Regions from separate parts of the Homo sapiens genome. Here region 1 is linked to region 2. The links are chromatin contacts, found by Hi-C or POLR2A ChIA-PET in ENCODE. All regions are on one chromosome and are shown on one strand. The core of a region is the stretch at or near the end of the contact, and the rest is flanking DNA. Distances in the headings are between cores, read along the strand shown. Region 1 has its middle 28 kb from the start of FGF1. Region 2 overlaps ARHGAP26 (Rho GTPase activating protein 26).

What was found. Hi-C counts contacts between places; a loop is a spot of excess contacts on that map. ChIA-PET counts read pairs that join two places held with the same protein, here RNA polymerase II (POLR2A). Pooled maps may share reads with other maps.
Region 1: a pooled map shows a loop between it and region 2 (2.4-fold over the local background). The contact joins two enhancer-like sites. A Hi-C loop is called at or near these places in 39 of 168 maps with a recorded cell type or tissue (A673, B cell, CD14-positive monocyte and 30 more), 17 of 37 single-sample maps with no recorded cell type and 39 of 50 pooled maps. POLR2A ChIA-PET finds 5 or more read pairs at or near these places in 11 of 52 experiments (A549, BJ, CD4-positive, alpha-beta T cell and 7 more).

What each region holds. Positions count from the first base shown.
Region 1 is chr5:142,711,634-142,717,016 of GRCh38, forward strand. No RefSeq gene overlaps it. Among named protein-coding and RNA genes, the nearest start is that of FGF1, 28 kb to the left of the region's middle. RefSeq lists a silencer at 1,569-1,768. Within about 2 kb of position 1,863, at least 36 of the 41 ENCODE cell types and tissues checked have a DNase peak (open chromatin) inside an H3K27ac peak, as active enhancers do; they include CD8-positive, alpha-beta T cell, dorsolateral prefrontal cortex, heart left ventricle and 2 more, where a contact is called at or near this core.
Region 2 is chr5:142,781,226-142,786,489 of GRCh38, forward strand. All of the region lies in intron 1 of ARHGAP26 (Rho GTPase activating protein 26), which reads left to right. Among named protein-coding and RNA genes, the nearest start is that of ARHGAP26, 13 kb to the left of the region's middle. Within about 2 kb of position 2,491, at least 12 of the 41 ENCODE cell types and tissues checked have a DNase peak (open chromatin) inside an H3K27ac peak, as active enhancers do; they include CD8-positive, alpha-beta T cell, dorsolateral prefrontal cortex, heart left ventricle and 2 more, where a contact is called at or near this core.

The DNA of each region.
Region 1 (5,383 bases), core at 613-3,112, 70 kb before region 2:
TCCAGTCATGAAGGGCCCTCGTGACTGGGCCTCATGCCAAATAAGTCGTTACAAAAAGAACTAGGGTCCCATACCACGCCAAAGCTTCATGAGACCTCTCCTCATCTGTGCATGGATGAGCGGTCAACTCTGGAGCCCAGGCTGTTGCTTCCCTGTCTGGTGATGAATCCTCTATAGTCTGGTAAGTGTAGTGGCCGACTCTGGAGCCCAGGCTGTTGCTTCTGGTCTGGTGATGAATCCTCCATCGTCTGGTGAGTGTGTGTGTATATATATATAGTCTATATTGATGGGAGAAGTGGGGTGAAAGTTGGCATGCCCTTGCCATTAACTTCTAGCCTCCCAGTAGTCCAGGCTATATATATATATCTTCTCCCTTTTCCCCTTCCCATTGCAATTTGCTTGTATCATTTGCTTATTATATCTGCATTGCCATTTACATGGGATAAAGGTTGTTTACCCTTGAAGGTATTGCATGTGTGTCTTTTCTTTTCCCTTTGTGCATCTCCCTCATAGAAAAGAGTAACCGCCCCCATGATTCAATTGCCTACCACTGGGTCCCTCCCACAACACGTGGGGATTATAGGAACTACAATTCAAGATGAGATTTGGGTGGGGACACAGCCAAACCATATCAACAGCCCAGCAGCTACTTCAGTCCTCCTTAATTTATCTCTTGAATTCTCCCAAACCCAGCTCATCCCTGGCTTGTTTCTCTTATTCTTTCTCTCGCCTTCTGATCCATTCTGCTTTCGTTAGTATGTAACTCCCTGCCTTCTCTTAGGTAGACCCATCAACCCATCCTACCCATGGTACTGCACAATTCAGAATCCTTTCCCAAATTTTCCCTTATTATGCACAAGAAATACTCCAGGGCCAGGTGCAATGGCTCACGCCTGTAATCCCAGAACTTTGGAAGGCTGAGGCAGGAGGATCGCTTGAGCCCAAGAGTTCAAGGCTGTAGTTAGTGATGTTGGTGCCACTGCACTCCAGCCTAGGCAACACAACAAGACACTATCTCAATTAAAAGAAAAAAAAAGAAAAAAGAAAAAGAAATACTCCAGAACTTGGCTAGTGAAGACTAATTCCTCCTTCACAGGAAGGAAGTGGGGGCAGGGGAAAATGATGCTGTAAATACTCTAAAATATGTATTTTTTCCTGTCCCATCAGCTATGCCATCTGGGATGGGGTGACGCCTGGATGAGATGTCATTTTAAAGGACATTTCTGGGACATGCTGGCATCAAGGCAAGTTTTCAGGTGGCTGCCATTTCCTTGTCATTTACCTTCTATGGACAGGACAGAGTCTCCACCCAAACCACCACCCTCCCACAAAAGCGGGAAGGAGAAGCCAGAAGGGAGAGAAATCAGACTTTTCCTGATTTGTCTAATAATAGAAAGTTGGCAGAGCACGTCACAGAATAGAAAGTATTTGATAAAAACAGCATCTGTTCAGCTTGGGACTCGAGCCGGAGCTGCATGGAAATTTAATTTATTCCTTCCTCGAGTATTCCCATTAGAGTATCACAATTCTGTCTTTCTCATTAATGAGAGAAGTTGAAAACGTTGCTTCCTGTGACCAAAATGGCTTTCTTTCCCACGGGCTGATGGCAGAGGAGGCGACAGCGCAGCTGAGCGAGCGGCCAGCAGGGGGCGCGGCCCTGCCGTCCTCACACCCACCCCGGACACGGAGACGCGGGGCGAGCGGGGCGCCCCTTACACAGCCTGCGAGGGGAGACCCAGGAGGTTTTCCAAACAAGAGGCTTTGCTGACTCTAGGGGCCTAAGAATAACCACTGTGTAGTATCCTGACTGCCGGCGGCCTCAGTAAAAGTGGTAGACAGAGGCTTCCCTGTCGCTCAAGGAGCTCCCAGGGCTTTCTAGGCTTCCCGTTCTCCTCCTGTTTCCCAGGACCCACCAGAGTGCCCCCTGCAGGTCAGGACGGGAACCGACACCTGGCCTTTGTCAAAACGCATTCCAGCGCCCAGTGAATTACTGTCCTCACGCCTGTCACCTCTCCATCTCCGGCTCCTCGCTGCTCTGGCTCCTTAAAGTCCTGCTCTGGGCAAAGTGGCCTTAACAGGAAATCAAAGCTGAGTCAAACTAATAATAGTTTGGCTATTGATCAGGCAGCCCCTTTAAATCACCCGGTGTTTTGTTTAATTGCAGAAAAATACACATAACATAAAATTTTCCATTTTAAATGTACAGTTAGTTTAGTGGTGTTAAGTGCATTCACATTCTTGTGCAACCATCCCCACCATCCATTTCCGGGGCTCTTTTCATCCTCCCAGGCTTAAACTCCACACTCATTAGACAAAAACTCCCCATTCCTCTTCCCCCAGACCTGGAAGCCACCATTCTGCTTTCTGCCTCTGAATTTGACTACTCTATGTACCTCTTATAAATGGGATCATATTGTATTTGTCCTTCTGTGGCTGGCTTGGTTCACTTAGCATAGTGTCCTCAAGGTTTACCCATGTTGTAGTGTGTGTCAGAATTGCCTTCCTTTTAGGGGTGAATAATATTCCACTGTATGTATATACCACATTTTATTTGTCCATTCATCTGTCAATGGCCACCAGGATTGCTTTCACCTTTTTGGCCATTGTGAATAATGTTGCAATGAGCATGGGTGTCCTTTTCGAGATTGTTTTGACCTGTTGGTATTTTAACAGGACTCTTTAGGAAGGTAATCCCAATGGAATAGTTCAAGGTCCGAAGAAAGCTGATGGGAACTATTTTAGGAAGAAACAGATTTAATGTCCCTTGCACCAAACCATATCACCTACATAGGGGGCTGCCCTAGGATATATGTTCTGATATCATGCATTTTGTATTTCCTCACTGAAAAGGATAAGAAGTTGTGCCCAGTGGAGGGAAAATGTTTCTGACTCAAACAACTTCCAAGCCACTTGGCTCTCGGAATCTTTGATAGCCGTAGATTGTTAGGCAGTGACAGTGGGAAGCCAGAGAGTGATGCAGACACGAGCAGGCTTTGGTGTCAGACCCGGCGAACATTTCTCCTGACATGAGCTTCAAATATCTTCATGAGCGGATTCTTTGGGGGTCCTTGCTGATTCAGCTTCTATCCGCCCCTCTATGCTTTCCTGTGCCTTCAGCTCTTAGTTTTTCCCCCATCAGCATTGCAATATGCTCAAGAAGTTAACAAAACAAATTAACACAGAGAAAGCACAACCCTCCCTTAAGCCCTGCCTCCCTTCAGTTCCCATCCTTCCTGTCTCTCTCCTGCTGTGGCCTGTAGCCTGTCTTCTTGAAGGAATCATTTTCACTTGCCACTTCCATATCCCCACTCCCATTCACTCTTGAACCCGGTGCTCTCCTGGCACTGGATTCTGAGGGTTTCTGATGTGACATCTTGGTTCAAGCTTCTGATGGGAAGTCAGCCCCCTGTTCAAGTCAAAAGCCCTGCATCCTGAGAAGTCCTGGCACCTTGCTTCAGAGACAGTTCCTAGAATACCAGAAGATATATATATATATGTGTATATATATGTGTATATATATACACACACACACATATATATGTATACATATATGTGTATACATATATGTGTATACATATATACACATATATATGTGTGTGTGTGTATATATATATATACACATAAATATATACATATATATATACACACACACACACATATATATACTTCCTCATCAAAAGAAGGCCTAACAAGAACTTTTGTAAATCATCTTTCCTGGCAATGGAGTATAGAGGTTAGGGGACCAACTGTATCATCATCCACAGCTTGATATGACCCCCAGCTCTGCCAGTTGCTAGCTGGGTGACTTTGGGCAAGTTACTTAAGTTCTCTGCACCTTCTTACCCTGCCTCTAACATGACGATCGCCCCAGCACCTACCTCATAGGCCTATTAGGATAAATAAATAATGCATGTCAAGAGCTGAGCACAGGGCATGGCTCACAGGAAGCATTTCATAAGGGTTAACTCGTGACTACTTTTTATTGGCATAATACTTAAAGGTTGACCTTAGTAATTAAGTCTATCTTGATTTTCATACCTGTAAAATTTGAGTGAACAAATGTGGTAAGACTAAAGGGTTTACTGCAAATTTTCTAGAGAATAATTGGTTCCCTAAGTGATCAGAAACATTTGCTAAGGATAACATGAGGAACGACAGGGAGAAACATCACATAGGGCTAATGAAAAGGCAGAATCTCTGAATGGAGATGAATACTCCTAGATATTGTGAGATAAACCAAAAAGCGGGAGAGTGTGATTGAACTTGTGCATCAGTGATTAGCGTTGGATAGGATTAGCATGCATAAACACAGACTTTTTGGAAAACAGCCCCTTGAAAAGCTATCAGAACTAAAATATGATAATAGTCAACACAGTCTGGCCACCAGATGAGGTATTCTGCTGTTTGATAAATTTTATAAAACTGCAGACCTTATTTTAAACTATGTGGAACTATTCCAAGGACTGATTGCAGAGTACATGAATAGGTATGTGAGTCTGATAAAATAGCTGAAATAAGGACAGGATTGGAAGGACATTGAAGTAAAATTGGCACGTGTTGTTCCACATCTAAAGGCTGGAAGCCATTTGGGCAGAGGCAGAATCTGGGCTCAGAGTCTAGCCCTGCAGGACCCAGTGTGGCAGCTGCGTGTCTCTGGAGCACTGGAGAGGGGGCTACTGCAAATTAAGATCTGCTGTAAAGGTAAGATACACACTAATTACAAAAACAAGAATGTAAAATATATCAGAGATTTAAAAAATATTGATTATATACTAAAAAGCGTCAGCACAGTAACTCACACGTACTAAGCACTCAGGATATGTAGTCTATTTTTTCTGTTGTTGTTTAAACCCAAAGAGCTGAGAGTTTATTATATGTCAGTGTCCTAGGTAAGACAATACTTGAAGATACCCTCACAGTCTGCCAAATGGAAGAGGAAAACATTCCCGCTTTTTAGAGAGGTGGTTCTCAAATGGGAGAATTTTGCCTCCCAGGGCCATCTGGTGATGTCTGAGACACATTTAACTATCGAAACCTGGGGGAAGTGGCTGCTACTGGCATCAAGTAGGTGGAGGCCAGGGATACTGCTAAAATCCTACAGTGTACAGGACAAACTACCCCCACAACAAAGAATTGCCACGTCAAAATGTCAATCGGACCCAGGTTGAGACATCCTGAATTAGTGGCTCTTGATCACTTACAGATGTGACTGATTAATAATCAAGCTCAGCGAGTGTGTGGTAGAAGGAGGATTACAAATGTTATCCAAAGAGGCATCTCCTGGCCAGCAGCCTTGGCGTCACCCAGAATTTACTAGAAGAGCAAATTCTCAGGCCTACCCCAATCCTACTGAGTCAGATCTCTGGGGGTGAAGCCCCTATAT
Region 2 (5,264 bases), core at 1,241-3,740:
AAGGGTACCTCTGTTATTTTTGCCCCACCTCACCACCCTTTATTTACTTTGAAAAAAGTCTACTCATTACAAAATACATTTATTTCAAAAAGGAGCTTTTGAACCTGCATTCAGAAATTGCAAGTTTGATATGGTTAACTTTTTTTTTCTAAATATCTTCAAATAATTATTAAATCATAATCATTACATTGAAAAGTATTTGTCATTGTATTGCCTAAAATAATCCCATATTTCACCAGTGTTATGAGAGTCATTCTCTTCTTAACACTGTCCCAAGGCAGAAGTATGTGAGAGAATGGACACCATCTGCCCATCACACCTGGGGGAAAAGGGAGGGGAGCAATGCACTCCTTAGGCTTGGGTGCAGGTGTCTGGGGCAGGAGGCTGTGTGCCAGGGAATACAGTCTGCTGAAAATCTGTTTTACTCAGTGGGATCACAATTTGAATATTCAAATAAACACTGATAAGTTATAGAGTGGAATGCAGAATTCATGGCTTTTTTTTGAGATGGAGTCTCTCTCTGTTGCCCAGGCTGGAGTGCAGTGGTATTATCTTGGCTCACTGCAACCTCCGCCTCCCGGGTTCAAGTGATTCTCCTGCCTCAGCCTCCTGAGTAGCTGGGACTACAGGTGCGTGCCACCATGCCCGGCTAATTTTTTGTATTTTTTTTTAGTAGAGATGGGGTTTCACCGTGTTACTCAGGATGGTCTCAATCTCCTGACTTCGTGATCTGCCCGCCTTGGCCTCCCAGAGTGCTGGGATTACAGGCATGAGCCACTGCGCCTGGCCGATTCATGGTGTTTTTGAGAGTAGATGATCAGGTGTGGATGAAGAGAACACATAGTCAGCAGCATAGTGCCTGAGGAAGGGATGACAGAGGAGTTAGGGGCATCTCCAGAGTTTCCTTCTTAGGCCTTGGGAGGATGGCTGAACTGCATACAGGAGAGGAATCGTGGTGTGTGATGGGGGATACAGAGTGAAGTAAGGTTTGTCCTTGCTGAGTTCCTGCAGGGCATGCAGGTGGAGACACCCACAAGGCTGTGGGAAGCACAAGTCTGGAACTCTGGAGGAAGATGAGGGCTACAGGTATAGGTTTGGCTCTCTCCAGGTGGTATTTGAGGCCCTGGGAGTGACTGAATCTATAAGAGTGAGACCCACGCAGGGGTCCTTAGCCTCTGCTGTCCATTGAAATCACCTGAGGAGCTCAGGACTCACCTTCAGAGATTCTGATATAATTTGGCTGGGTTGCAGTCTGGGCATGGGACATTTTAAAAACTCCCCAGGTGATTCTAATGTGCAGCAAGGGTGAAGAACGCCTGGCATGGAGTGAGAGAAGAGAGTGGAAGCTGAAACCATAGGGAGCATCCACATTTAGCAGGTGGGTAGCAGAGAGTTGGAGAGGCTTTGATGACTTGATGTTTCATCCTGGCCAGTTTAGGTGAGGACTGTTTGGAGGCCTTTGGATTTGACCTTTGGAGATGAAACTGGAGAAAACAGCATAAGTGCAAGGGAGGATAATAAATATCTATTATACCTTACAATATTATTGTGAGGAGCAGCTGAGATAATTGTAGATATTATGCTTAGCAGTGTAAGCAGGCCTGTGGTAAGTGACCTGTTATTGGAATCTGCCTTTAGAGTGTCCTTGTAAGATAGTGGTTCTTAAAAGTGAAGGTGTACAAGAATTCCCCTAACTGCAGATTCTCTGGCTTTACCCAAGGAAATGCTGATGCATGAGCTCTAGGCAGGTCTGGAAACCCGAATTTCCTATACCCCCGCCCCCACTCCCTTCCATCTCACCCCAAGTGATTTGCATGGTGGGAGTCCTTGGACCACACATTAGGTCTAAATAGGTCAGCAGAGATTCTGCATAAATCTGGTCCCCAAATCCTGTTCTTCCTTAATGTGCACAGCTGTGCTCTCCAGCCTCGTGGGCACATCTCAGATATCTGGAGGGTGTTTGCATTACTGCAGGCCTAGGAATGATGCAGGAGGGTTTCAGAAGCGTAAAAGTTCTAGCAGCTTGAGAACATGTCAGCCAGTGTGGCTCCACGCCTGGGATCCAGTTGTTCCGTGAGCTTGGCCTGTGAGCGGGAACCCTTCAGCAGCATTGCCAGCGGATGTGGGGGAGCTCCTGAAAGGAAACTTTTGCTCCTGGGCAATCACAGGGAAACTGTATTCCCACAGTGAGTCTTGGGTGCTCTTGTCAGGGTTAAAGTCATTTGGGGTCAGAGCCTGTAATTATGTTTCACATTTTTTTTTTCTTTAAAAACATTCAGGAAGCATAATGAGCTGGTTGAGCTGTTGCACAGCAAGGGGAACTCAGGATCTGGGGAGAGGAGGAGAGAGACTGGGTGATGGCTCTGGAGCTGAGATGCCTTAAACCCAGAGAGAGCTGATCTCCCCCTTCTACCTGGAGGTGCCCCTGGGCAACTCATTTCTGGCAAATACTGCTGTCTCTGTTCTGATCTCAGCTGGTTCTCACCCTTTTAAAGCAGGGCTGGATGACTGGGCAGACCACAGCTGCTGCTGGTGTGATCCCAGGGTGTCACCACCAGGAAATTAGTGCTGCTTTCACTCTGCTATTTGCTTCTTAAGAAAATCTGTGGGTTGCTCTTCCAAAAATAAGGTTTTCTTGCATTTGTATCTGACTAGTGCACTGAAATGTTTGACACAGACTTTACCGTGGGCGACTTACCCAGCAGATCATCAGCCACACCACCCCTGCTGTGGACAATATGTCATTGTGGAGGCCAGGGCAGGCACTGGAGGCGAGTGCCTCAGCATCCGTAGGCTTCGGCATCCAGATGCTCCTGCTGCATCTGTGTCTGCTGGCCAGGACTTGCCACAATCTGCCGGCCTTCTGACCGAAGCTGCCCAGAGCTCAGTGTGCAAGGTCAGCAGACTACCATGCTGCCAGCTCTGTTTAGAGCAGCAAGATGGGTTTCTCTCTGGAAAGAAAGCCTGTTTCCTCTTACGTAGCCAGCATGCTTGTAATCGGTTCCCCAGCAGGGAAGCTCTGCTCCATTGCATAGGAAATTGGAGTGGAACTGATAGCTTTTGGCCTCTGTGTCTTTTGGGATATAACTTTGGCTTGCTTCTCATCTCCCCCACCTCTCCTGGCCAGCTTAACTTCATACCATACTGCAAGGAAAAGACACAGCCCAGTGGGGCTTGCTTGGGATTTTGTGCTTGAAACCGTACGTAATTTGTACATGAAGATGATCACCAGTTGAAGATAACTTAAATTTTGCTTGTTTTCCTAAGGAGTCTAATCCTTACTGCCCCTAAACTGAGTCTCTTTAAGAAAGACAATTTGTTTTTTGATGGTTAAGCAAGAAACTTGTAAAATGTCAAACTGGAGAAGGATGACTCATATCTCTTAATGTGCCGTCTCAATCAGCCATATTACTGAGCTCCCCAAATGGGCAGCATGGGGGTAGGCGATGGTAGGCAGAGACCATGGACGATGTTTTTTAAAAACAGCTTTTTTGAGATACAATTCACACGACACAATTTACCCATTTGCAGCATACAATTCAATGGCTTTTAGTATATGCACAGGATTTTGCATTCATCTTCACGATTAATATTAGCATATTTTCATCATTCCCCCAAAGCAATCCTGTAGTCCTTAGCTAATATCTGCCATTCTTTCCATCCCTACCTCTCATCCCTAGGCAACCACTTCCTTAGGATTTTTTTTTTTTTTTTTTTTTGAGATGGAGTCTTGCTCTGTTGTCCAGGCTGGAGTGCAGTGGCGCGATCTCGGCTCACTGCAAGCTCCGCCTCCCTCCTGAGTTCATGCCATTCTCTTGCCTCAGCCTCCCAAGTAGCTGGGTCTACAGGCGCCCACCACCATGCCCGGCTAATTTTTTGTATTTTTAGTAGAGACAGGGTTTCACTGTGTTAGCCAGGATGGTGTCGATCTCCTGATCTCGTGATCCGCCCACCTCGGCCTCCCAAAGTGCCGGGATTCCTTAGGATTTTTAACTCATGTCTCCAAGTGTGGCACTCTCCTATCTGCTTCGTCTCTTGATCTTGTGAAGCCACATACCCTTTTCCTTCAGTGCATCCAAACAATTTGCAGCTCCTCAGAATGCTGCAGTTCCAACACCAGGATGTTCCGACCTGGCACTGTTCTTGCTCTTCACACATTCTTGTCCTCTGACAGATTTACTAGTGCAACCTGACTAATGCACACTCACTGCCGAGGGGGCCTTTAGGCCTCTGGTTTCACACTTCTTTTGTCTTGTCTGTCCCTTGGTGTTGATCTTGCTTTAGAGAGAGTAATTGGAACGAGAGCGTGTTATTTCTGCTTGAGAATGGGTACCCCAAATCCAGTAGGTAGATGCATTCCTTCATTTCTACAGAGGAAAAAAATTGCCAGTACTATCCTGATTTGGCTGGTTGCACTTCAGGGTTTCAGCTTTAACCATTTTAGGGACTATTGACAAAAGTAAACTTTTTATATGCTGAAATGGTGATGTTTGGGGGTGTCAGTGGTCTTAACAGGAAAGCCCTTCTTCTTCACTAGCAACCTTGCATTGTTCTAGGAAATTCCAGTCCAAATGTAGAAAGCGTGTTTTCTACCATCTGTATGTTTTCTCTTTCTCTCATTTGCTTTCCTCCCTTCTTTTTCTTTCCCTTCACCTTTCCCCACACACCCCCATCATTTGTTCACTGTGTCTGGCCTTCTACCATCTCTCTCTTGCCTTGCCAAAGGACCAGGGAGGTGACTGATCCCTGGTATTTTTTTTTTTTTTTAAATAGACAGAGTCTTGTCTTGTCACCCAGTGTGGTAGTACAGTCATAGCTCACTGTACCCTCAGACTTCTGGGCACAAGCAATCCTCCCACCTCAGCCTCCCAAGTAGCCAGAACTACTGGCTTTTGCCACTATGCCTGGCTAATTAAAAAACATTTTTTTTTTTTTTTGTAGCGATGGGGGTCTCAGTGTGTTGCCCAGCTGGTCTAGAACTCCTGGCCTCAAGTGATCCTCCTGCCTTGGCCTCCCAAAGTGCTGGGATTACAGGTGTAAGCCATGGTGTTTGGCCCTAATACATTTTTTAAAAAGTTAATTTCTTTAAGAGTTGGGGTCTTCCTTTATCACCCAGGCTGGAATGCAGTGGTGTGATCATAGCTCACTGCAGCCTCGGACTCCTGGACTCAAGTGTTCCTCCCACCTCATTTTCCTGAGTAGCTGGGACTAGAGGAGCATGCTACCATGCTCAGCTAAGTTTAAAAAAGTGTTTTTAGAGATAG